Regions from separate parts of the Homo sapiens genome. Here all the other regions are linked to region 1. A link is an interaction called in ENCODE POLR2A ChIA-PET data of the cell type or tissue named here. Cell type or tissue: MCF 10A. All regions are shown on one strand. Region 1 has its middle 72 kb from the start of MIR760. Region 2 overlaps BCAR3 (BCAR3 adaptor protein, NSP family member). Region 3 overlaps BCAR3 (BCAR3 adaptor protein, NSP family member). Region 4 overlaps LOC102723480 (a long non-coding RNA gene). Region 5 holds the start of MIR760 (microRNA 760). Region 6 holds the start of LOC102723480 (a long non-coding RNA gene).

Region 1 (4,000 bases):
ATTCTTCCTTTTGTTTGCCAGCAAGCAATCCTCAGCATTCCTCTGCTTGTAGAACCATCACTCCCTTCTCTGCCTCCATGGTCACATGGCTGTCTTCTCCCTGTGTCTATCTGTGTTCAAATTGTCCTCTTATAAGGACTGAATCAAGGCCCACCCTAATCCAGTATGACCTCATTTTAACCTGATTCCATCTGTAAGAACCCTGTTTCCAAATGAGGTCACGATCACAGGCACAGCGTTGGTGGGTAAATGTTCAACATATCCTTTTGGGGAACATAGTTCAACCCGTAATAATCATCAAGGGCAGCCTAGATCACAAATAGGAAGACATAAGACTTTATTTTCTGGCAGAGCATACCACCTATTGGCAAAGAATTAGACATAAATCAGAGTAAGTCTAGATCTACCTACCAATTTACAGGAAGTAGAGAGTACAAAAAGGCATGTTAAAAAATACCACAGGCAGTAGAATCAGCAAGATCCAGAATGTGGGAAACTCTACAGGACTAATAACTTGGTTTCTTCAACAAATAAATTGCAAGGAAATTCCAGGAGAGAGCTCTGTAAATTATAATAAAATGGACATAATAGACGTAACAACCAAATACAATATATAGATTTTGTTTGAAAATTTGAATACTTACTAGATATTTAATAAAATAATGGCTTATCGACAGTTTAAAAAACTTAATTATATTGTGGTAATGTTTACAAAGGGGAGAGTCTTTAACTTACAGTAGTACATTTCCGCAGATAAAATGGCATGTTTGGGGGTGGGAAGACAGTAGGGCGTGGGTTGGCTATGAAACAAAGTTAGCCAAGTTAATTAATGAAACTTGGTGGTGGGGACATGGGGGTTCATTATATTATTATCTCTGCTTCATATGCGGACATTTTCTATCCTATAAAATTAGAAAGAATTAACATGCAGTATGTTTAGTTAATGCTTCTCAGCTTGGGAAGTATCAGAACCTACCAGATACTGCTGAGGATACCTCCCTCCCTCAGCCTCATTGAGATCTTCTATTCTAGATACTTTCCTAGGAAATTGAGTTTCTCTTTTCAAACTTATTCACTGCAGCTTGATTGCTGATGGAAACCTTTTGTTTGCTGGAAGCTACTGGCTAGCTGACGAGAATACTTTTCATTAGGCAAGAAAGGAATTTTTCAAAACCCCTTTTATTATAAAAGTCCTAGGTACATACAGAGTCAAAAAGAAAATTCAAAAAGTGCAGAAAAATTAAGATCACTCCTCCCCAGTTCTACTTCCTGGAGTCTTCACTGCTTCAAGTTTCTTGTGAATTGCTCCAGACATTTTTCTAAGCATATACAAAAATAAGCATGATTTGGACCTTTCTGTAAGCCTAAGTATGTTTGCAACTTCGCTTTTTTTCCACCCAGCAATATATCTTAGAGACATTTTCATAGCAGCAAATACACATCCTCCTCTTTTTTATTCCATTATGTGGAAAATCGTATTTATTTCAAATTGGTCCCTGAATGGCAGGCACTTTTTTTCCAGTGATTTCCTCTTAGAGATAATGCTGCCATGCACCTTCTTGAACACATATAGAAAATGAATTTTTTAAAAAATATGCATCTCTTAAAAAAGCCCTTCCTTTCAGCTCAGGACAGGAAGTGCCCTATGATATGAAGCAAGCACACAACAAACCTCCTGGACCTGTCCGCATCACACTGTGACTCACCAGCCGCGCGCGTGCTGGGCAGGTAGAGGCTGGAGCGGTCAGGAGCATGCCTGGCTCCTGGTGCCTCTCTATGGAGAGCACCTCTGTGCCTCTCTGAGAGCACTCACAGCCAAAAGTACACAGCTGCCCCCAGGCTGAGAGTGCTTGATACACCCTTGAATCCCCTCTTATATGATGCCCCAGCCCAGGAGAGATAAAAGCATCAGCACCATGAGATTCACCTGCCTCTGGTCGTTAGGTAAGTTCACAGGCACTAGCGTTGAAAGATTCTAGGACTGAGGGATGTTAAACTCAATTAAATTTACCTGGACGCAGCAATTGCTTAGCTGGTGGTGTGTCCAAGTTAAGAAACTAAAATGCTAATGTGTAGCACCAGTGCCTCTGATGGCTTAGTGGCTTCTCTGAAAGTGGGTAACCAGAGTAAGATTTTATTTTAGCTTACTTTTTAGCTTACTCTATTTTGTTTAAAAATGTGGTTTGTGTTTAATCCTCTGGAAGTCCTCTGTGTCAGCATGGCTTTTCTTTCCTGCTGTGTGGGACTTTATACAAGACATCTCTTGCCAGATTTTGGAATTCCCTGGCAAGGAAGAGAGGCAATTTGAGTAACCTGGCCACAGACAAATACATTTCACTTCAGCAAAGCTTTTCAGATGTCATTGAAGATGTGTGAGAAACCAGATAGAAAGCTATAGAAAATGCTCTTTGAAAAAGTATTCCCTCATTGACTGCTTAGTGAAGCTCTTGCCATACGATCTCCTGAATGGGATAGATAACTTCAGGTCGTTGCTTTGCCAAGGAGAGGTTTGTTAGACCATAGGGACAGGGCTTGGGTGATGGTCAACTGTCTCAGTACAGGCTATGTGGGGCCTCCTTTACAGCTTCAACAATAAGTATCAAGGCTAGGGTCAAAATGTACATAGTTTGGTTTGCTTGTCTTTTTTTTTTTTTTTTGAAACAGAATCTCGCTCTGTTGATCAGGCTGGAGTGCAGTGGTCCGATCTCGGCTCACTGCAACCTCTGCCTCCTGGGTTCAAGCGATTCTCCTGCCTCAGACTCCTGAGTGGCTGGGACTACAGGTGCACGCCACCACGCCCGGCTAATTTTTGTATTTTTAGCAGAGGCAAGGTTTCACCATGTTGACCAGGATGGTCTCGATCTCCTGACCTCATCATCCACCCACCTCGGCCTCCCAAAAGTGCTGGGATTACAGGCATGAGCCACTGTGCCCTGCTGCTTGTCCTTTTTAAAATAATGCTCATGTGCCTGTTTGAAAAGTCAATGCTGGCTTACGTAGTTTCTCCCTGAAGAGTATATTTTGGAGTTACTCCTGATTGCTCTTAACTTCCTTTGTGAAATGTGGCCAATTGATAGTTATTCGAAGACAAGCATATGCTTACTTTAAAGGGACCAACAAAGTTCTTGATCATCTGACAACTTTGTTGTTTCAATAACAGCATTTGGCTTACAAATAAGGCTACTCAGAAATCACCATTTTAGTGGGACTTGAGGAGGGGATTCAAGTAGGGAATAGAGAAGGAGTTGAGTAAAAGTCCTGAGGCCAACACAAGAGATGCAGGATGAGCTGGCTAGAAGGAGAAGGCTGTTCTGTTTTTTATTTTTAAAAAAAGGAGCATTAATATAAAGAAAACATAAGAAAAAAAGAGCTAATGGAGGTGTGGTGGCTGGGGTGGGGGAATGGACTAACCTAAGAGGTCCTGGTCAGGCTGGGACAGAGCTTTGGACACAGTTCACTGCTGATTCCCAGCACCATGTGGAAATCCAGTCCTATACTTTATAGGCACTGGGCACTAGCTGATTGTGCAACTGGAACCTGGTCTAAGACTTTCATGAGCAGGGTCCAATCACCAGGTTTCATGGGGCTATGGAAATAAATCCTGACCAGAGATCAAGTGGATTAGGACCCAGGAGACAGGCACTGATTCTTAGGAAATCATCCAGGGAAGCTTTCTGTCTGCCCCCCTCCCCTTCCCACCTGCACAGGGGTGTCCCATTTCCTGTCCAGTCTCCCTAAACAGCATTTATGTTCTGAACTAGTTCAGCTCCATAGAGAAGCTTTTGTTAAGCATTCATTAGCTTGTAAGATTTTTTTTTCACCTATGAAATTCTCTCAAGTCTTTTGACATTGTCAAGTGCCACAATGATTGGTTTGAACAACTGTGACTTTCAGCTGCCTGAAGACTTGTAATGCCATCCCTGTGGATTGTAGATTCAAACGCAGGCATCTTTTAGTCAACAGGAGGAAACATGAGAAAGGGACGTAGGGTCCTCTCTCC
Region 2 (4,000 bases), 150 kb after region 1:
AGCATCTCTCTGCTGCCCTGGTCGGTTCTGGCATCTTTAGCCCAGATGGATGAACAGGTGTGTGGGGGCAGCATGGGTACTTGAACCCTGACTGCTCCTGCCTGGGGCTTGCGTGGATAACTCCTCAGGCCAGACACTGCTTTGTCCATGCAGCCTGAGATGGGTTTTCTTGTGCCACAAGTCAGAGAGAAGGGACTTCTCACTGGGCCTCCTGAACTTGATGGTTTGAGATAAGGTCAAACCCTGGAGCTGCCCTCTGGAGGTGCTGAAAGGAACATGGTCTGGCCAGTGAGAGGAATAAGACCAGATTTACATTCTGTGTGAATTTGTATTCTGTGCTGCAGGCATCAGCCTTGAAGCTGAGGCACCATCCTCCCTAACTCGAGGAAGGATTCTTCTGAGATCCCGAACTGTAGGGATGACTGAGAGACTCAAAAACTAACAGGCAGGCAAGAATTGAAACTGTGGCTTCTGACGGGACTCAGCTCCATATTGGACTTCGAATCTGGTGTGGCCTGTCCACCTCTAACCTCATCTCCTGCCACCCCAATAGTCACTGTCCTCTGCCACCCTGGCTTTCCCTAGTGTCTCTGGGGCTTTGCCTTCCCATTGGCCTGGAAGGTTCTGAGGCAGAATAGCTGAGAGGTTTGGAGTGAGTGCTAGGACACTGCTGTGGGTTGAATTGTGTCCCCCAAAAGCGATATGTTGAAGTCTTAACCCCCAGTAACTGTGAATGGTGACCTTATTGGGAAATAGGGTCATTGCAGATATAATCAAATTAAGATGAGGTCATATTTGACAAGGATGGGCCCTAATCCACTGACTGGTGTCCTTATAAGAAGAAGATTTGGACCAGACACAGGTGTAGAGGGAGAAGGCCATGTGAGGACAGATAGAGACTGGGGGATGAGTCTGCAAGCCGAGGAGTGCTAGCAACCACCAGAGGTGAGGAAGAGGCAAGGCAGGCTCCTCCCTGCAACCTTTGGAGCCATTGTGGCCCTCCGGATACTTTATATAGGATTTTTAGCCTCCAGAGCTGTGAGACAATAGAAACATTTCTATTTTAAAGTAGCCAAGTTTGTGGTAATTGGTCTTGGCAGTCCTGGAAACTAATACAAATCCAGAGCCCGGTTTTAGCCGTTTCTTGGTTGTATGACCTTGGGCAAGTTACTGAAGTTCTCTGGAGCTCAATTTCCTTAACAGTAAATGGGAAGATCGGGGATTAAACAGTGAATACATGTGAAGTTCTTAGTTCTTAGCACAGTGCCCCACATGTACTTAGCACTCAGTAAATACCAGCTATATGGCTGGTTCATTTGACACATTTCACTGCCTCAGAACAGCCTTCCCTGACATCCGTACTAAAAGCAGTCCCCAAGTCACTATCTCATTACTCTGTATATTATCCTCATTTGTCCCAAATTTTATTTATTTTATTTTTTTTGAAACAAGGTCTGGCTTTGTCACCCAGGCTGGAGTGCAGTGGCGCAATCTCAGCTCACTGTAATTTCTGCCTCCCAGGCTCAAGCCATCCTCCCACTTCAGCCTCATGAGTAGCTGGGTCTACAGGCATGCACCATCACACCTGGCTGATTTTTGTATTTTTTTTTTTTTTTAGAGACCTGGTTTCACCATCATGTTGGCCAGGCTGGTCTCAAACTTGTGAGCTCAAGTGATTCGCCTGCCTTGGCCTCCCAAAGTGCTGAGATTACAGGTTTGAGCCACCACACCCGGCCTTATTTGTTTACTTTTAAAAATAAGACTTCTCACTAGCATGTGAGTCCTGAGGACAAAGACCCTTCTTTTGTTTAGTGAGTGAGCACCCACACCAGATGCACAAGGGCGTTTATTTTAATTTTTAATTTTTGTGAGTACAGAGTAGGTGTATATGAGATATTTTGATACAGGCATACAATGTGTAATAATCACATCAGGGTAAATGGGGCATCCATCACCATTTATCCTTTGAGTTACAAACAATCCAATTGTACTCTTCAGTTATTTTAAAATGTACACACACTGGGCACTTAAATTTAGGGAAGGGGGAATGAGGTTGTTCTAAAAATTTTATATTTTGCAAAGCAGGTAATGCTGATGTCTCTAAAATTTTTCCAGAAATCCTTCGGTGTTTTTATTGCAAAACAGCAAAGAGGTTCCCGCACCTAACCTCAGTCTACCTTCTCTTGCCCACCTGGTACAGGATAAAAACTGTGGGGTTGCTGTTGTCACCTTAAATACTCACATATTTGGGCAGAGATATACACTGTTTTTAAAAGTGTAGTTCTGGCAACTTCTATGACTTAGACCTATCTACTCTTTGGGAGATCTTGTTAACTATAGGGAGTCAGTAACTTCAACACCAAAACGAGAGGCCTGGATTGCTAGCTTTAGAATCATTTGCTGTTAAGCTCTGCCCTCTAGTGCTCATCAGTGTCACAACAGTTCAGCATTTGGCTACAATTCGGTTTCTAAATATTCTAAGAGCTTTTAATATTAAATGTAATAGCATGTCAGGACTTGTATTCAACTTCAGAAAGAAGAGCTGTGTTTACAATACATGAAAATGCAGATTTAAATTGTCAAGGAATTTTATTATTAGAATTAATTGTCAATGTTCTTGAATGAAGAGCTCTAAAATGCTATGATACTGTATGTAGATTTTGAGATAGGAGGTTTGCATTTGGCCCAAAGTGTTACCTCCGGTAACCAAGAAGTTTCCTGGGAACAACTTGTATTTGAATTGTGATTTGGTATCTGAAAAAACATCTCGGCTTGGCAGGAAGGATGCTGGTATTGGGTAAGGCAGAAGACTCCATGCCTGGGAGACAGCGTGTGCCCAGGCTGACTGGAGCAGGAGAGAACAGTGGGAGGAGCCTTGGGAGAAGCAGTAGGTGCTCCATGTTGCTTGAATGGGAAAAGAGATTCCGAGAAGAAGATCACGTTAAGAAATGAGTTTGGGAGGAATTTTATTTATTGCCAAACTGTCTAACTACATATAACTTTGCAACTTGCTTTTTTCATTGGACATCATTCCATATTAAACGTATGGGCCTCCCTCCTTCTTTCGAATGGGTACCCAGTATTCCATTGTATGAAATACAGTTATAGTTAACTAGTTGCCTACTGACATTTGGGTTTTGCTAATGTTCTGTTAGAAACAATTTTGTGGTTAGTACATAGTCATTTAGTAAGTATTTGTTGAGTCTCTTCCCTGTGCTGGTCACTGTTCCAGGGGCTGAGGATACAGCAGTGAACAAAACAATATCCCTGCCCCTGTGGAGCTTTTACTCTGGGGGTGGAGGACTGGAAAGACAATAAGAAAGACAGTCAAGTCAATCCTGTTAGCTGACGATGAGTGCTTAGCAGAAAAGATGCATCAGGGAAAGCAGCTATGAAAGTTGGAGTAAGGGGACATTAAATTTTAGATAGGGTGACCAGGGAAGGGCCTCACCAAGAAGGTGACTTTTGAGTGGAAATACAAGTCAACTGTAATGTCTAAGGGGAAGAAGAAGGGCAAGGCTTTGAAGCCAGGGTCCGCCTCTTCCATGGAGGAACGAGGAGGCCAGAGGCTGGAGCTGGTGAAAGCAGCTGGTGTTAGAGTGGCAGAAGGTGATGTGCGAGGGATTGTGTGTCAGAGTAAAGACTTCAATTTTTTCTGGAATGAGATGGGAGGCATCTCAGGTTCACTTTGGCTTCTGTGTTGCTGCTAGACTGCAGGGGACAGGGGCAGAAGCAGGGAGACCAGTGAGGAGGCTACTGTGATTGTCCAGATGAGAGATGATGGTAGTTTGGACCTGTGAGAGCAGGGGAGGTGGTAAATAAGGGGGTTCTAGGAATGTAACGTGAAGGCAGAGCCATCAGCACTTCCTGATGGATTGGACATGAGGTGGGAGAAGAGAGGAGCCATGCTTGACACTGGTAGGATGGTGCTGTTGTCAGTGGAGGTGGCTTGGTGTGCGTTAGTGTAAGAATTTTCAGAAGATAAAAATCTAGGAGTAGA
Region 3 (4,000 bases), 110 kb after region 1:
TTCCTCTTCAGAACCATTGGTTTCTGTAACTACTGCCTTCTCTTTAACAAAGCAAGATGTTCCCTCAGACACGCAAATACACCAGCCTTTAGCTCAGGGTTAATCAGAAGGATGTACGATGCGAAGGTCCACATGCAAACATCTGCAGTTTATTTATACCCAGGCATGTCTGCTGTCTGCAAATTGGAAGCTTTTTGTGTACTTTTTGGAGAAAAAAATTGGATTTTGAGTTAAAAAAAAAAATCTTGGGCCGGGTGCGGTGGCTCATTGCCTGTATTCCCAGCACTTTGGGAGGCTGAGGCAGGTGGATCACCTGAGGTCAGGAGTTCGAGACCAGCCTGGCCAACATGGTGAAACCCTGTCTCTACTAATAATACAAAAATTAGTTGGGCGTAGTGGCACATGCCTATAATCCCAGCTACTGGGGAGGCTGAGGCAGGAGAATCACTTGAACTCAGGAGGCGGAGGTTTTAGTGAGTCAAGATCACACCACTACTCTCCAGCCTGGATGACGAGAGTAGAACTCCGTCTTAGAAAAAAAAAAAGAAAAAAAAAAAAGCTTTTATTAGATTAATAGATTCTATTTAATAGAAGGTATACTTAGCATAGTGACAATGGCTTAACAGCCCAAGTTCAAGAATGTTTCTGAAAAGTAATAGTCCATGGGTTGAATTGATGTTTTTATAAGTTTAAAGTTGAGTTTTAGTAACATTTTGAAATACCCCTCGGTGTTTGAACGCAGCTGTTGCGAATGGTTTAGTGCATTCCGAGGAATGGTGAATGTCCCGGTCCCTGGTGGCCTCTGGTGTGCTGAGGACAGGAGCAGCTGGGTCAGAGGTGAGCTCAGCCCCTGCATCTTGCGCTGCTCCTGGGTTGAAGAAGCCCAGAGGGTGGGAAGTGCCTGCAGATCTACCAGCTGTCTGATGGTTGTCCTAAATCCTCTACTGACAAGGATGATTTGAACCTAAATGCCAGGATCTACGCATTCTCAGCTGTTCTGGGGCAAAAAAAAATTGTTAACAGATTGCAAACCACAACCAAGAAAATGATCAGAGAATTACACAATGCAGTCCTTGTTGAGTGGAGCTGTGTAACATCTCCTCTGGACTGCCCCCTCCTCACTCCCACCCCAGGACAGACCTGTTTTAAATCATGTTTTTTTTCAGGCCACCAGCATGCTATTTGGGAAAGGTGAGGTATTTTAGTCTTCTGGGTTTTTCACGCCCCTCAATATATGTTGAAACACCTTGTAAACAGAGGTGCTATGCAGTTATAAATTACTACTCATATTCTTATCACATGTGGATTTGCGAGCCAGCCTAGCCTGGCTAGAATACACAAGCTGGAGAAGTCTTAGTTGTAAGCTAAAGGAGTAGTTGCTGTGGTTGATTGGAAGGAGACTGTCCTCAGGGGGATTGGTCTAGGTGGCCAGACCGGCCTGAGCCACATGGCTGATATGCCCTCAGGTCATGCTTCGGAATGGTGTCACTATCCAGTCTGTCACCAAGAGGCTAGCTGTGGGATTGGATGTAGAATTTCAAGCTCTCTTCTTAGAGGCCCCAAAGACAAGCATATAGGGCCTTGTTTGAAGGACTGTGCTGTTATTTACAAGTTAGAGAGGTCTGAGAAACCTTCCCTAGTTGCCCCAGCTTTTATGCAGTGTGATCTGTCTGTAGGTCCAGTTTGCCTGTGAGTATAATCACTGAAGATAAAATAACTCCTTTTGTGAAGAGGAGAAAAAACACAAGACAGATAATCCAGAGGTTTCAGTTCATATCCTTGTTTTTGCCACTTATTAGATGTGTGAACTCTATAGCAAGTTCTAAACCATAAAGTGGGAGCGTAAATAACCCATCCGAGAAGTGCTATGAAGGTTAACTGCTCACTAAATATGAAGGCTCCACAGAATCTCAGAGCTCTGACTTTCACACTTGACCCTGGTACACCCTACTGGGAATCTGCGTTGAGCAGGTCCCATGCCTGCTCCTAGCTCCCACCTGGTCACCAGCAGTTTCTTCTTCTCCTGCTCAGCTCTGCTGGGACGCCTGGCTCAAAGCCACTGAGGCCCTTGCTGGGATGTCGACGTAGCCGTGGCTATCAAAGAAAGCCACTAGTGACCTTGACGCTGATTCCAGCAGCCTGACTTGGTAGCTTTGTGACCTTGGGTAAGTTATTTTACCTTTCTGAGTCTCCATGTCCTCAAAGGGTGACTCTAAGGATCAGATACAATCTCATGTGAGGGTGCCTAACACAGAACCTGGCATAGAGGAGGCTCAGACTGATGGATTTCCTTCCTTCCTTCCTCCTGGAAGGCTAGAGCTGGGAGGTGCCTAATCCTTTGGTGTAACCTGAGATCACGTTCAATGACGGCAGCTTCTGTGGGAGAAAGTTTCTCACATGTTGATGGAGTCTGGCTGGAATCCCTCTATCTGAGCCTGCCCTACAGCAATGAGCCTTGGCCAACACTCAACAGTTTATAGGTATAACAACTACGCAGTGCACTAAAATATCAGCATACCATCGTACTAATACACAAAACAGAGCCTGTCTTCAGTGAACGGGCCCCGAGCCTTTGCCTGATTGTTCTTGTGCTTAATATCAGTGTCTTTGCTGTTTATTCTTCGATGCGTATTTATTAGCTTGTTTTATGCCAGGCATTGTGCTAGATGCCAGGTACCTAGTGAAGCACGAAATAGATGTATCCCCTGTCCTTAGGGAGTTCTCAGTTTAGGGGGCATTCAGGCAAATGCATCATTAAGTACGTAACTACAAAATGAGGAGGTACAAGGAAGATACAACATCAGAGGACCCCAAGTTACTTAGACTGGTGGAGAGAAGGCCTCTCTGGCATGGGAATTTGAAGATTTGATATAAAAAGAGAATATATTTCAGTAATAATTTTTATGTAACCGTGTTGAAATAATGTCTTTGAAATAGTAGGTTAAATAAAGGATTAAAATTAACTTCAGCTATTTTTTAAATTGACTATCAGAAAATTTAAAATTACCCATGTGGCTCACGTTGTGTTTTTATTGGCTAGCACTGGTCTAGATTTGGGTAAGGACTTCAGATTTTCTCTGTAGGGCAAAAGGAAATCTACCTTTAAAGGATTTTAAGCAAGGGAATGGCACGATCAGTTTTTAGAAGATTGCTTTGTCTCCCTGTGGAGGAGGATTGATGGAGAAGAGGATGAGGAGGGAAGGCAGGAGGTGGTTGTAAAAGTACAGGGAGCAGGTGGGGTTCTGCACTAGCGTGGTGGTAGAGGAGAGAAGTCTGTGGATTCGAGATATAGTTTGCAGGTACAGTCTGCCATATCTGCTGAGGTTTGGATATGGTGGGGTGGGGGAGAGGTATAGTCAAGCATGGCTCAGGCAGCTGGGTATATGGGATAGGGCATTTGCTGAGATAGGGAAGCTTGGGAGAGGACCAAGGCTTTATTTGTTTGGTTGATTGCATTTTCTTAGGGAAGGGGGTTATGGTAGATTGCTGAGAATCAGGACTTCTGTTTGGGGTTTGCTAAGTTTGAGATGCATGCATGTCTAAGTGGAGGTGTTAAACAGACAGGCGGTTGGAATTATGAGCCTGGAGCTCTGCAAAAAAGGTCTGGCCTGAAAGGTATAAAGTTAGGAGTCTGCACAGAAGTGAAATTAAAGCCATGGAAATGGATGCCATCGTCAAAGGAGAGATCTAGAGCTCTATGTAAAGAGTAAAGGGAAGGAACCCTAAGAACGACCTCAGAGGAATCCCAGCACAGTTTGTTCCAGGGAGTCAGCAGAGGAGGCCGAGTGCAGAGAAATAAGATAGGATATGGATAGATAGGATCTGGATAGGGTTGGTGTTCAAAAGAAGATTTTTTTTTTTTTGATGATAGAATTCAATAGGAGACTATCTTGCCATTTAAACTAAAGCATATTTTATCCACTACTTGATTTTTTTAAATAAGGCAGACATGTTTTCAGGGCCACCCTCCCTGGGGTCTGTGTCAGCAGCATGGTGATTA
Region 4 (4,000 bases), 73 kb after region 1:
TCTCTGACCACCTATTCCAAATCAGTCCTAAGTCTCTCACTAGCCCTGTGCTGCCCTATGGCAATTTCTGTGATGATGGAAATGTCCTATATACCACTAACCACTAGCCACATTGGCTATTCAGCACCTGAAATGTGGCTAGTGTGAATAACTGAATGTTTAATTTCACTTAATTTTAATTCATTTAGACTTAAATGTAAATAACCACATGTGGCTCCTGTATTAGATAGTCTGGCTGTAGCCATTACCTGACTCGTGCACTCGTCACTCCCTGGACTTGTCTTGCTGATTCATTTGTCTGTTGTTTGTCATTTGTCTGCCTCCCCCAACCAGACAGTAAGGTCAACAGAAGTGGCAGAGGGCCTTATGCACCTTGCTCACCGCTGTATCTCCCTGTGCCTAGGAGAATATCTGGGTCTTTGTGGGGCTCAATAATATTGTTGGATAAATAAATGAATGGGCATATAGAAGCACTCTGTAAACCAAATTACATAATATAAATGTAGTATATTATCATTATATGTGTATATAATTTGAAAGCCTGCAGGGTTATCTCTTTTTTTTTTTTTTCTTTTTAAGAGACAGGGTTTTGCTCTGTCACAGGCTGGAGTGTGGTGGCAAGATTATAGCTTGCTGCAGCCTCAAACTCCTAGGCTCAAGCAATCCGCTGGCCTTAGCCTCCCGAGTAGGTAGGACTACAGGAGTGTACCACGACACCTGCTAATTTTTTAAATAGAGACAGAGTCTTGCTTTGTTTCCCAGGCTGGTCTTGAACTCCTGCTTCAAGCATCCTTCTGCTTCAGCCTCCCAAAGTACTGGGATTACAGGTGTGAGCCACTGTGCCTGGCTGTGTTTCACTTTTTAAAAATCCCTAATACACACACAGCTGATCGTTAAATGTCAATAATTTTTAAAAGTTGTTTTCCTGTTTGGAGTGCATTTTTTATGTCTTCAAGTGAGACCCCTCACCACACAGGTAGTATATATGATAAGCAGTCCCTCTGGAAACCTAAGGAGGGCCTGGCCTGATCACAGTTCCAATTCCAGGCAACTTCTGAGCAGCTGTCTTTGAGTTAAGTAAAGCAGGACACACCTGTGAGCTCTTCTGCCTAGCACAGGCCGCGGTGGCCAGCCTTGGACCACAGAGGGCAGGCTCTCTTTGCTGGTCCCTGGGCTGTTCATCTGCTGCCCAGAGATCACTGTTCCAGGCTTGATCAGGATCAGGATCAGGTCTGAAGCCTCTGACATGCGTGGGCAGCTGCCATTCTATCATGAAAACATGAGTTTTCCTAAGGGGATTGCAGTATTCTGGAAATTAAAAACAAGGTAGGAGCAAGTCGTCTCCTTCCTGTGGGAGTAGCTGAAGCTCAGTTCTGAAATACAATGCCTGGCACTCCTGGGAGGGCTGGGACCTGGCCTGTTCCATGCCACTGGGCGGTGTGCGGTTTCCAAAGAGGGCTGGGGCTGTTATCTGACCTCCTGTCTTAATGAAGTGCTTTGGCTTCATGTCTGCCTCTGAGAGAGCTCTGTGACTGGAGCAGCAGAGTCAAATCGAAGACAGGGGACATCCCCCCAACCCCCATCCCCACCCCCACCTGGGCCTGAGCCCAGGAACTCCATGAGCACAGACTCACTGCCACTTCCATTGCTCAAAACCAGCTGCAGGGTCTGGGAACCAGGCTCAACTTGCTGTGCCAGGCCAGCCTGGACCTCCTCTGACCTGGGCCTGAGCTGATAAGTTGGGGGAACAGTCAGGAGACAGTTGGGCTGAGGTTGTTTTTAAGACTCCTCTGTGGCCCATGTGCTTGGATTTCTTGTCAAAACTCTCCCTCCTGACCTGCCTAACTTGCCCCTCCCCGCCATGCCTAGGCACACATTTTCTTCCCATAATATCAGACCTGATTCTCAGAATGGGTACAGGGCGTATTCATGGGGGCGCAGCTTCAGGAAGGGGCCTGCTGCAATGGCGTGCTGTGCTTGGGGGCATGAAGTGTGCAGGGGTAGGTATGCTGGCCCTGAGACTTTCCCCCGTGAGAATTTCATTGCCACAGCGCCAGTGGGTGGATCGATAGCTTTAGGAAGGTGAGGTTTCTTTTGTGGAGAAAGCACCAGGAACACTGTGTCCACCCCCAACCCCACCCCAAGCCACAGGCTCCTGGATGGCCTGGGTTCTTCCACTACACTCACTCAGCCCTTCTCTATGTGGTGCCCATGCCTGGAGCACAGCCCAGTCCCACCCTGCCCCTGAGGGTGGCTCACATGTTCTTAAGGCAGGTACCAGGAGGATGACTGGCCACTCAGGGATGCAGGAAGTGGCTTTTCTGCATGGCCTGCCTGGTGAGTCACCTGGAGAATGCTGGGCCCAGTTCAGTCCTCCCAGTCCCACAAGGCCTGTAGATACCAAAAATGGAGACAGAATCATCCTTGGAGAGAGGCCCAGGGGCAGGCCTGGGAAGCAGGCAGAGTGGGGACAAAGAGGGCCACCACATAAAACAGGCCCCTGTGGGCCTGCCCAGCCCCTCATCACACACGGTGGTTGGTCTGTGCAGTGTCTCTTTTGTCCCAGTGGCTTCATTTTGTTTCCACTTTTTATAAATGCTTGCTAATTCGGCTTCATCTTTTTCAAAATAATAATATGTCATTGTGAAGAGATGTCCCCTGCCAGGCATCTTTAGGGCTTTTCTCAGGGCCCAACAGACCGATGCACATGAGGGCATCAATGCCCTCCCCCAGCCTGGTGAACCCTGACTTCCATTCCAATGGAAGACACGTGGGGTGGCCGGTCTCTGCCCCTCTCGAAGGCACGTTTTGGGTTGGAAGGAGGCCTTGGGCCCCCTAAGGCAAGCTCAATAAGGGAACCAGTGACAGCGGAGAACTCAGCCACACAGCTCCCTTCAAGGCAAGTGGGGACCTCACGATGACCGCTGTGGTTATTCAGTGCCTGCGTGTGGCAGGCCCTGTGCTCCATGCTCCTTTGACATCATTGGGTCTAATTCTCAAGGGCCAGTCCAAGAGGCAAATATTCTCATTACGCCCATTTTACAGTGGGGAAACAGGAGCAGAGAGGTGAAGGAATTTGCCCAAGGTCACACAGCTTCAAGCAGCAGAGCCACTGCTCAAAACCCAGGTTTGGCTGCCCCGAAGGCTGTGCTTTTAACAGCACACCATCTGCCTCCCACCTGGTGAGGTCCGCTGAGGGTGCCCACATGCCTGCCCTGCGCTAGGTCCTGAGGGGACGGCAGACGCCTGTGGGCAGAGCCTACCCTCCGCAGTAGCTCAGAGCAATCTGCTTCCCTCCCCAAAAGGCCTGAGTCAAAACCCTCTCCACTGATGAAATGTTTCTTCCTGTGGAATTCCGCTGAAAGACAGCTCCCGACTGTGTCCATTTGTTCTCCACAGGAGAATCCTGTAGGGGAAAGATTATCAAAATATTTGCCGGCCTTGCAGGGAGTATTCAGAGTCGTTGCCGGAGTGCTACTAGATGTGTGAGGTGCTGCTGTTCCTCCTGGCTTCTGTTTGTATCCATCTGCCAAGGAGGGGAGAGGGGCAGAATCTCTGTTTAACCTATAGGTGGAAGCTATAGTTAGCATTCTATGAGCCCATCGGGGATGCTCAGGTACAGTGCAGATGTCTGCCAGTGGCATGTCCAAATAAATAGGCATTTAAGGATTTCCTAGGCCAGGCGCAGTGGCTCATGCCTGTAATCCTAGCACTTTGAAAGGCTGAGGCAGGCAGATCTCTTGAGCTCAGGAGTTTGAGACTATCTCTACAAAATTATAAAAATTAGCCAGGTGTAGGGGTGTGCCCCTGTGGTCCCAGCTACTCAGGAGGCTGAGGTGGGAGGATGGCTTGAGCTCAGGAGGAGGAGGCTGCAGTGAGCCAAGATTACACCACTGCACTCCAACGTGGGCAACAAGGCTAGACCCTGTCTCAAAAGAAAAAAAAAGAATTTTCTAGTTTAAAGCATTAGGGGGGATCTAAACTTTGAACTGGGTGAAGT
Region 5 (4,000 bases), 73 kb before region 1:
CCAGATGAAGCAAAGATAAACAAAACCATAAAAATAAAGCCATTAAAGAAATAACTTAATAATCTGAGTGTATTATGGCCCCAAACCTAGAAGCCATAAAAGACTGATAAATCCAAATACATGAATCATGAATTTCTGTAAGACAGAAAAACAAAACAAAATACCATAAACAAAGTCAAACGACAAAAAGACTGAAAAAGAATAAGTGTAACATATATCACAAAGGGCTGTTTTCCATCATACCACAGAAAAATGAACACAACTCAAGAACAGATAAATCACAGGAAAAAAATTACAAATTATTCTCTGTATGGAAAGGTACTCATCTTGATTCATAATAAAAGACACAGTCCAGGCGTAGTAGCTCCTGTCTGTCATCCCAGCACTTAGGGAGGCCAAGATGGGAGGATTTCTTGAGTCCAGGAGTTCAAGACCAGCCTAGACAACATAGAGTGACCCCCATCTCTACAAAAAATTTTAAAATTAGCCGGGTGTGTTGGCATGTGCCTGTACTTCCAACTATTTGGGAGGCTGAGGTGGAAGCACTGCTTGAGCCCAGGACGTTGAGGGTGCAATGAGCTGTGATAGTGCCACTGCACTCCAGTCTGGGCAACAGAACAAGACCCTGTCTCAAATAATAATAATAATAATATAAATACAAATTTTAAAAAATCAATATAAGAGACGAATTAAAATCACAGCTAGAAACCACCTTTTGTGAGTTGTGGGGAAACAGGCACTCTCACACATTGCTAAGGAGAGAAAAATGGATACAATCTCTATGGGGCAATTTGCCAATATATATTAAAAAATGTACAGATTAAGAACGCACAAACCTTTGAACCAGCAATTCAACTTTCTAGGAATCTATCCTACAGATAGATGTACCTGTACTTGTGTACAATAATAAAAGAACAAGGATGTTCACTGATGCATTGTTTGTAATAGGAAAATACTGGCAATCTAAATGTCCAGCTATTAGGGACTGTTAAATCATTACCATACATACGTACAATGGAACGAGGCAGCTCTACATATATTCATAAGTAAAACAAGCCAGTATAGCATACTACCATTGTGTTTTTAAAAGGATATGTATCAATAACATTGTTATTTACGACATATTTATGACAAAAGATGTTAAAAATGCTGATATGGGCATAAAATAAATCTGAAAATATTTCCAAGAAACCATTACCACTAATGGCTTGTGGAGAGAATTGCAAGGCTGGACTATAGGAATAACATGGATGTTTACTTTTCCCTGTATCTTTTTTGACAATTTTGGATTTTGTATCTTTTGTGTGAATTACCTTTCATTGTTGTTTTACGAGTTTTAAGATTCCATTCATTCCTGGATTTATTTGCTAACCTTGTACAAAGTTAACAGTTGTCAGAAAAAGATATAGTAATTCCTGTCTTGAGGAGCTGATGGGCACTGGGCCTAGGACCTCTTTGCACTGGAATAATGGGGGAGGGGAGCGGGTGACCTTATCAGAAATGCAGATTCCTGGGCCCCACCCCAGACGGACCGAATTAAGAGTCCCAGAGTGACGGCAGAAATCTCCATTTTTGACGGGCTCCCGCTGGGATTCGGGTGTCTGCTCATCTGGAAGCCTCCATGCTGGAGAGGTAGTCAGCACAGCGCACGCAGGGCGTAGGCGTGTTTTCTCGTCCCTCCCTCGCAACCACAGTCCCGCTCAAGGCGTGGGGGTGTCACCCGAGACCCGGGCCTCCCCTGCACTTTCCTTTAGGCCGAAACCGCGAGCCTTCGCTTCAGTGTCGCTTTTCCTTCGCCGCCGCCGCCGCCGCCGCCGCCGCTCTTCTCAGGACCTACATCGACTGCCCAGTCGGCTGAGCTGGGCCCTGGGCCACCGAGGCCCGGGGAGCTGAGGGGCTCGGGACCCTGCGAGCCGCTTAAGAAAGGACCGCAAGAACCGAATGCAGTGAACTGCGAGAGCAGGGAATGAGAGAGAAGTTAAACCGTTTAGCAAAAAAAAAAAATAAGAGACATGATGGAGGCAGAAAATAAATTGTAGGGGGGAGGGAAAAAAGCGTTACGACTCCGCCGGGACTCGAACCCGGAACCTTTGAATGCCTTCAGCCTCTAGAAGTCCAATGCGCTATCCATTGCGCCACGGAGCCACCTGTTGGAGTCTCAGCGCATCTGCTATGTTAAGCCAGAGGCGACGGCCCCGCGCTCTTCCGACCGCGCCTCCCGTCGTCAGTGTCACCGAGACCCAGCCGCCGCGCTCAGGGCACTGCCATCCGCCTCAAACGCCAGCCGCAGGCTCTCGGTCTCCCCGCAGTGGTCGCCCCTCAACAAGGTCGGCGACCCAGTTGAGCCAAGGGCGGCCGCAGTCCGACGGTCCCACCTGGTCGGTGTGAGGGCAGCCGCAACCCGGTCCCCTTCACGGTCCGGGCCCAGCCGTACGAATCACAGTCGCGCTTTTCCCTCCCCGGCTCCCTTCCTGCCCCAAGCGCCCCGCCTACCAGGTCTCTCCGGCGGCCGCTCCAGCCCGGCCGGGACCCCAGAGTTGCAGGCCCAGGCCAGCCGTTGCACCGTTAAGCCGGGCCGGTGACGCCGGGCCTTTACGTCGCGCCTGTGAGCGGCCGAGGCCGAGCGGCCTCCCCTCGGGCTGCGAGACGTAAGCGGCGACCCCTCTCGGGCCTGGGCTCTTCCCTCGCGCCCGGCCGCCGCGCCCGACCCAGCCGCGGCTGGACCTGCGCGCGAGCGCCGCCGCGCGACGTCTGTGTGCGTGCTTGTGCGTGTTTATTTGCGCGGGGTTCGAAAAACGGGGTTTGGGTTGCATTTCGCTCCCCACAGACCCAGAGCCGAATTTCTGAGGTATCCGGGCTCTGGTGGACTGAGGGGGGCGACGCGCCCCGCGCCGCAGCATCCTCCGAGAGCTCGTCTTGCCGCCAGCACCTGCCTCCAAGGACGCCGCGCAGCTGCCCCGAGCCCGCGCGCCCGGGGCCCGCGACTGCGTGGGCGGAAGCCGGGAGGGTGTCAGCACGCGTGGGAGCGCTGGGAGCATGCGTATGCGGGTGCATGTGGTCGGAGGGCGCGCGCTCGAGCGCGGCCGCGGGGTTTCCTGGTGGCTGCGAGCGGTGGGGACGGCAGCGGGCCTGGCGCCGCTGCCCAGAAGGGTGCGGTCGCCACGAATCTGAGAGGCGGCTGGGTGGGGGCCGGCAGGTTTCCAGTGCCCGCAGTGATCCCCATCCGCAAGACCCCGAAGCCCTTTGAAATAGACGGTCAAAGCCGCGTGGTTGCTCTGCGACTGCAGCGGCGAGACCGAACGCCCGGCCCCCGTTCCTATTAGCTCACAGCAGTCCCGGCCCCGCCTACGGAGGATTCGCAGGGCGGCCGCTGGGCGCGCTTTCTCGGCTCGGCCACAGCCCGTTTCTGCACCAAACCCGCCAGCCGCGGCCCACCCTGTGCTTCACCCATACCCGCCCCTGCCCAGCATCGCCAGGCCTCAAATGCAGAATAGTCTCTGGCAGAGTTCAAAGAGGGAAAGGGAAGTCCTGGGAAGAGTCCAGTGTGGTAGGGATTTTACAGTCTTACTTAACCCCAAGACGAAGCTATGGGGCGGGTACATACACACCACCGTCCCCTTTATAATATAAAGAAGGGAAACTGCAGCTAAGAGAGGTTAAAAAACTCGTGTAGGGACGCCCAGCTAGTGAGCGTGGAGAACTGTGATGAATCATATTTTGTTATGTTTGCAAACTAACACGTTAGCTTTCACGGTTTCATGAATGCTGACAGAACACACCAGACTTCTGAGTCAGAGATAAAAGACTATTACAACAAAAGCAATAGCCAGAGTATCACCATTTTTGAGTTGGCTCCCTGGACCCCAGTTCTCACAGGAACGAAGCACACGGGCCCAGATGCATGCTTACACACAAGATGGGTTGCATTACAGAAGAGGAATGCTGAGCTTGGGGAACCCACCATGTTATAGTGAGCAGTAAGCAAGCCTGCTCTTTGTTC
Region 6 (4,000 bases), 82 kb after region 1:
CAGGGTTGTGGGGTTTCTCTGAAGATTTCAGAGAAGATGGAATGAATTAATCTGAGCGTTCCTGAGTAAGTACAACAGAAGGATATGGGTCCAGACTGACAACAAACTGGCTCATGTGATTAACCATGGGTGGGCAGGGAAGGAAGAAGGAAGCCCAGGAGGGGCCTGATAGACCAGAATGATGTCGATGCATGACAGGATTATGCTCAAGGGCCAGGTGCCAGGGAACAGGAATGTGGGAGGGCGAGGGGAATGTGGGCAGAAAGAGGCTATTGGCCTGACGATGTCAGGGGAGGAGCAGTCCCAGGGAATAACAAGGCCCAGGTGGGCCAGAGTGTAGGCTGAGGTGGAGCACAGGTGAAGGTGATCAGAGTTGGGAGGTCATTTTACTTTGAGGCTGGAGCATTGGAGGTGCTGTCACAGGACAGGAGTGGGTGGCTTTGAGGACCCCAGCCATTTCCAGGGTGAATTAGGAACAGTGTTTGGTGGATTACAACAGGAGGAGTGTGGTTTGGGGTCTCCCAAATGTGTTTGATCATAAGGACACATGGGCTCTTGTTAAACATTGGCTGCCAGGTCTCACTTGGATCTCTCCAATTCAGACCTCTGGGACAGGAGCCAGGGGATGTGCATGATTCTGATGATCAGGTGACTTTAATGATCAGGAAAGTTGGAGAAGGTTGATATTAAGAAGGCATAGGCCTCCAAGTATGGAGAAGGGGACTATAGAGAAGAATGGATGAGAGGTTTGGAAAAGAAAGGGGTAGGGAGAAGAAAGAGGAAGGGACCAGGAGAGCCATGGAGAGTGGAGTGGAGGAGAGAATTCATGCCCAGAGGACTCACATTTTGGATGCTGAGAAAGAATGATGTGATGTGAAGCACTCTGGAGTCATGACTGGGCTCAGTCACAGTAGCCGGGATCCCACGGTGGCTGGGAGGGCGTCAGTCCCTGGAAAGTCTCCTCTTTTTGTCCCTTGATGATTCATGCAGGGCATTTCAGGATCCCGGAGCTGGCACCAGATTGACATGGAAGTGGAGTTGCCAGCCAACAGTGTGATGTGATTTCCACGTGCCAGGGGAGCTCCCCACCCTGTGCTCTGTGAGCATCCCTTACCGGAAGTTCCACCAGGAGCTGGGCAAGGCTGAAGCTACCAGGTGTGGAGGGAATGACGTGGGCTTTAGAATCCTGGTCAGATCTGTATTCTCATCCTCTGATACTTTTTAGACATGCAACCTTGGGCAACTTAGCCTCTCTTTGCACCTCAATCTCCTCATCTATAAAATAGGGATAATAATACCTGCCTCAAAGAGCTGTCGTGAGGATTAAGTGGGCAAAGCACACAGAGTGCCAAGAGTAGGTGCTCAGGGGCTCAAGCAAGAGGCAGAGCCTTGGTGGTGGAGACCACTATCAGCTCCACTCCACACTGAGAGCCCAGAGCAGATGGGAGATGGACAGTGGGATAGGAGCACAAGAGGTGAGCGTCCCTGGAGCTACTTTCGAGTTTCTGCCCCCTACTAGTCACCAAAATCACAGCAGTCCGTGTTTACAGAGGCATCTTACCTGTCCTCTATTTTTACTGTGTTACCAAGGTGGTAACAGTATAATATTATTTTTGTATAAAGTGTTTTAAAGGACCACCTGATCTGTTGTCCCCAGCACCTTGCACTTTGGGGGACGCTATGTGTTCATCATCAATATATTCTGAAATAAGAAACAGAAACCAGAAATTTAATCATCCAGTACCCAGTCCACAAGAAAGGCCAATGACTCACTTCAGAATATGCGAGGATTGTTCACTCATTTCCTTCCATGTGGCGTGTTTGTCACTGCCTGGTCATGCTGTGAGGAAGAGCTGCTCTCACCTTCATGTTCATGAACCTGAGACAGACGAGGTCACATGGAGATCACTCAAGGGGTTCTTTCTTCCTGGAAATGCTGACAACTGAGAAGTTTGCCTCTCACAGCTGTATGAAAGGTTTTGTGAGGAAGAGGTTAGGGCAGCACCAGGGGTTAGCCCCCCAAAGTGCTATTCCCTAAGCCTAGTACAGGAAAAAGAAATTTCCCCTGTACTGGGTAGAAGGATGACTGCTGGCTTGCTCCCTTGCAGGAGGGTTGTTGAGTTGGAGCAGTGCCTCTCACACAGGTCACTGGGAGGCTTGTTAAAATGTGGGTTCTGAGTCAGTGCCTTAGGGTGGGGCTGAGATTCGGCATTTATGGCAAACCCCGGGCACTGGAGAGGCAGCTGCTCCACAGCCCCAGGACGGCGCTAGGACACACCTGTGAACCTTCAATGTGGGTTCCTGCCATGGGGAAAATTCAAGTGTATGTAGAGGCTTGACTGTGGTTCCTGACCTGCTTGAGACCCCCACACACTCTGACCCTATGTCTGAAACTCTGTTCAAAAGTCCAAATCTCAAATATCTATGGAATGCCTAGCAAGTGCCAGGCACTGGGCTAAGTTTACCTAACCCAGCTTGCTTGCTTCTCTTAAGATTCACTGTGCCATTCCACACCACGCTCAAGCAATCAACCCCAAACTCTCCCACTCACTCTGAGGAACAAGGGTTCACACTGGGAGATGAAGTGGGCAGTGGAGTCAGGGAGGCCAGTTTAGGGAGCTCCACATCCCAGCTCTGTGAACTTGGCTGGTTACTCTGCCTTTTTGTGCTTTCATTTTCTCGTCTATAAAAAGGGCTTAATAACCCCCACCTCTCTAGGTTGCTGAAAGGATTAACTCAGATGATGCACACAAAGTTCTTAGCCCTGGGCTGGTAAGCATAGCTTTTATGATTCATATTTAGTTTGTGTTTCCCCCATCAGAACCTTTGGTGCTCTCTCCCTCTTTGCAGACACCTAGGCCAATTCTTGTGTGTCTCCTTATGCTTGACTGTGTTACTATCTGGAAATTATTCTTACCATTTGGAAACCTCAGTACTGTCGACAGCACCATTAAAAGCAGTTCCAAATGGTTACCACACAAGAGGAGGCAAAAGCAGTGCCCCACAGCAGCTGTGTGTGCACTGGGGAGGGGGGTTCCTGTGAGGAAGGAACCAGAGAGGAAAGGGCCAAACTGACAGCCTCTTGCAGCCCTCCAGCTTGCTGTGCCAGCTGCTCTTGCACTGGATGCCGAGCTGTGCGGCGAGCACTTCATTCCTAATGATGCAGTGTCAGTTATAAATCACTTATTTAAAAATCAAACTGGCCAACCCTAGATTGTCTTTATCATAGCACCACTTTCACTCACTTGCATTCCAAAGGAATTTTAGAAACATTATTTAACTTTTCATCATGGCATTTTTCAACCATATGCAAAAGTAGAGAGAATAGTGTAACCAAGTCCAGCTTTAAGAGTTGTCCACATTTTAGCAGCAAAAGGTCTCTTGAGTGAAAGAGAATGGTGTGGGATCGTACACCCCTGCCACTCACGTGGGAGTGAATTGTACATATTCATGTCTTATTAGAAAAAAGGCTGAGAACTCTTGGTCTTTCCTGTCCATTTCCATTTGCATTTTTTTTTTCCTGGAAAATGGGATAATGACCCTTACTTTGCAGGGATTGACTGAGCCTGAAAAATGGGCTGCTGGTCAGAGCCTCACAGATGCACATTCCTTCCTGGGCTCTGCCTGCCCCTTCTGCTCCTGGGTGGAAAATGAGGAAGGAACAGGCACAAGCAGGAGGCTGCTGAGCTGGGAGCAAGGACCAAGGCTCTAATCTGGCCCCTCCCACCACCCACTGGCAACCACCTGCCTGCCAAGGCCGCCTGTCTCTTGCAGGGTGGATTGTGTCCTGCTTTGTAGAATGATAACTCCTGTAAAAATAAGCACCTTAAACAGCCGAGAGAAAGGGACAGTAATCTGACCCCAGGCTGTGTGTACCCCACAGGGAAGGGGTGTGTCTGTCATACTTGCCCCTGCTTCGATTTAGCTCTGAAGTGCAGGGGAGACCATTTTTCCCACTCAGCAACAGCAGCCTGTGAAGTAATGGGAGGCTGTTCCCCAG

What was found. ChIA-PET counts read pairs that join two places held together with the same protein. Peaks named below come from ENCODE experiments on the same cell type or tissue, not always from the same donor. Only the 100,000 strongest peaks of a DNase experiment are listed, where the experiment ranks them.
Region 2: POLR2A ChIA-PET joins it to region 1 with 16 read pairs; 2 of 35 experiments call an interaction of 5 or more read pairs at or near these places.
Region 3: POLR2A ChIA-PET joins it to region 1 with 12 read pairs; 4 of 35 experiments call an interaction of 5 or more read pairs at or near these places.
Region 4: POLR2A ChIA-PET joins it to region 1 with 26 read pairs; 6 of 35 experiments call an interaction of 5 or more read pairs at or near these places.
Region 5: POLR2A ChIA-PET joins it to region 1 with 32 read pairs; 3 of 35 experiments call an interaction of 5 or more read pairs at or near these places.
Region 6: POLR2A ChIA-PET joins it to region 1 with 50 read pairs; 7 of 35 experiments call an interaction of 5 or more read pairs at or near these places.

Annotation. Positions count from the first base shown.
Region 1 is chr1:93,773,141-93,777,140 of GRCh38, reverse strand. It overlaps a transcript of BCAR3 not described here. Among named protein-coding and RNA genes, the nearest start is that of MIR760, 72 kb to the left of the region's middle. In MCF 10A, no CTCF peak of the experiment used is centred here; DNase peaks (open chromatin) are centred at 230, 1,720 and 3,540.
Region 2 is chr1:93,628,078-93,632,077 of GRCh38, reverse strand. All of the region lies in intron 3 of BCAR3 (BCAR3 adaptor protein, NSP family member), which reads left to right. Among named protein-coding and RNA genes, the nearest start is that of BCAR3-AS1, 38 kb to the right of the region's middle. In MCF 10A, CTCF peaks have their summits at 284 (motif pointing left) and 2,432 (motif pointing left); a DNase peak (open chromatin) is centred at 2,407.
Region 3 is chr1:93,665,261-93,669,260 of GRCh38, reverse strand. The region is part of intron 2 of BCAR3 (BCAR3 adaptor protein, NSP family member); the gene reads left to right. Among named protein-coding and RNA genes, the nearest start is that of BCAR3, 15 kb to the left of the region's middle. RefSeq lists a silencer at 2,254-2,548. In MCF 10A, no CTCF peak of the experiment used is centred here; a DNase peak (open chromatin) is centred at 2,360.
Region 4 is chr1:93,700,143-93,704,142 of GRCh38, reverse strand. LOC102723480 (a long non-coding RNA gene) reads right to left here. Exons shown (of 4, transcript XR_947602.3): 4 at 488-4,000. It also overlaps a transcript of BCAR3 not described here. Among named protein-coding and RNA genes, the nearest start is that of BCAR3, 20 kb to the right of the region's middle. RefSeq lists enhancers at 142-221, 1,664-2,574, 1,798-2,997. In MCF 10A, no CTCF peak of the experiment used is centred here; DNase peaks (open chromatin) are centred at 1,482 and 2,282.
Region 5 is chr1:93,845,718-93,849,717 of GRCh38, reverse strand. It overlaps MIR760 (microRNA 760), which reads right to left and starts at 2,886; the gene lies at 2,807-2,886. It overlaps TRR-TCT1-1 (tRNA-Arg (anticodon TCT) 1-1), which reads right to left and starts at 2,145; the gene lies at 2,061-2,145. It also overlaps a transcript of BCAR3 not described here. RefSeq lists enhancers at 1,736-1,785, 2,000-2,790, 3,466-3,595 and silencers at 2,486-2,625, 2,806-3,185, 3,276-3,335. In MCF 10A, no CTCF peak of the experiment used is centred here; DNase peaks (open chromatin) are centred at 2,157, 2,457, 3,347, 3,697 and 2 weaker places.
Region 6 is chr1:93,691,289-93,695,288 of GRCh38, reverse strand. LOC102723480 (a long non-coding RNA gene) reads right to left here and starts at 2,138. Exons shown (of 4, transcript XR_947602.3): 1 at 1,774-2,138; 2 at 1,115-1,275; 3 at 844-1,010. It also overlaps a transcript of BCAR3 not described here. RefSeq lists enhancers at 1,912-2,081, 1,091-2,290. In MCF 10A, no CTCF peak of the experiment used is centred here; DNase peaks (open chromatin) are centred at 1,038, 1,818 and 2,178.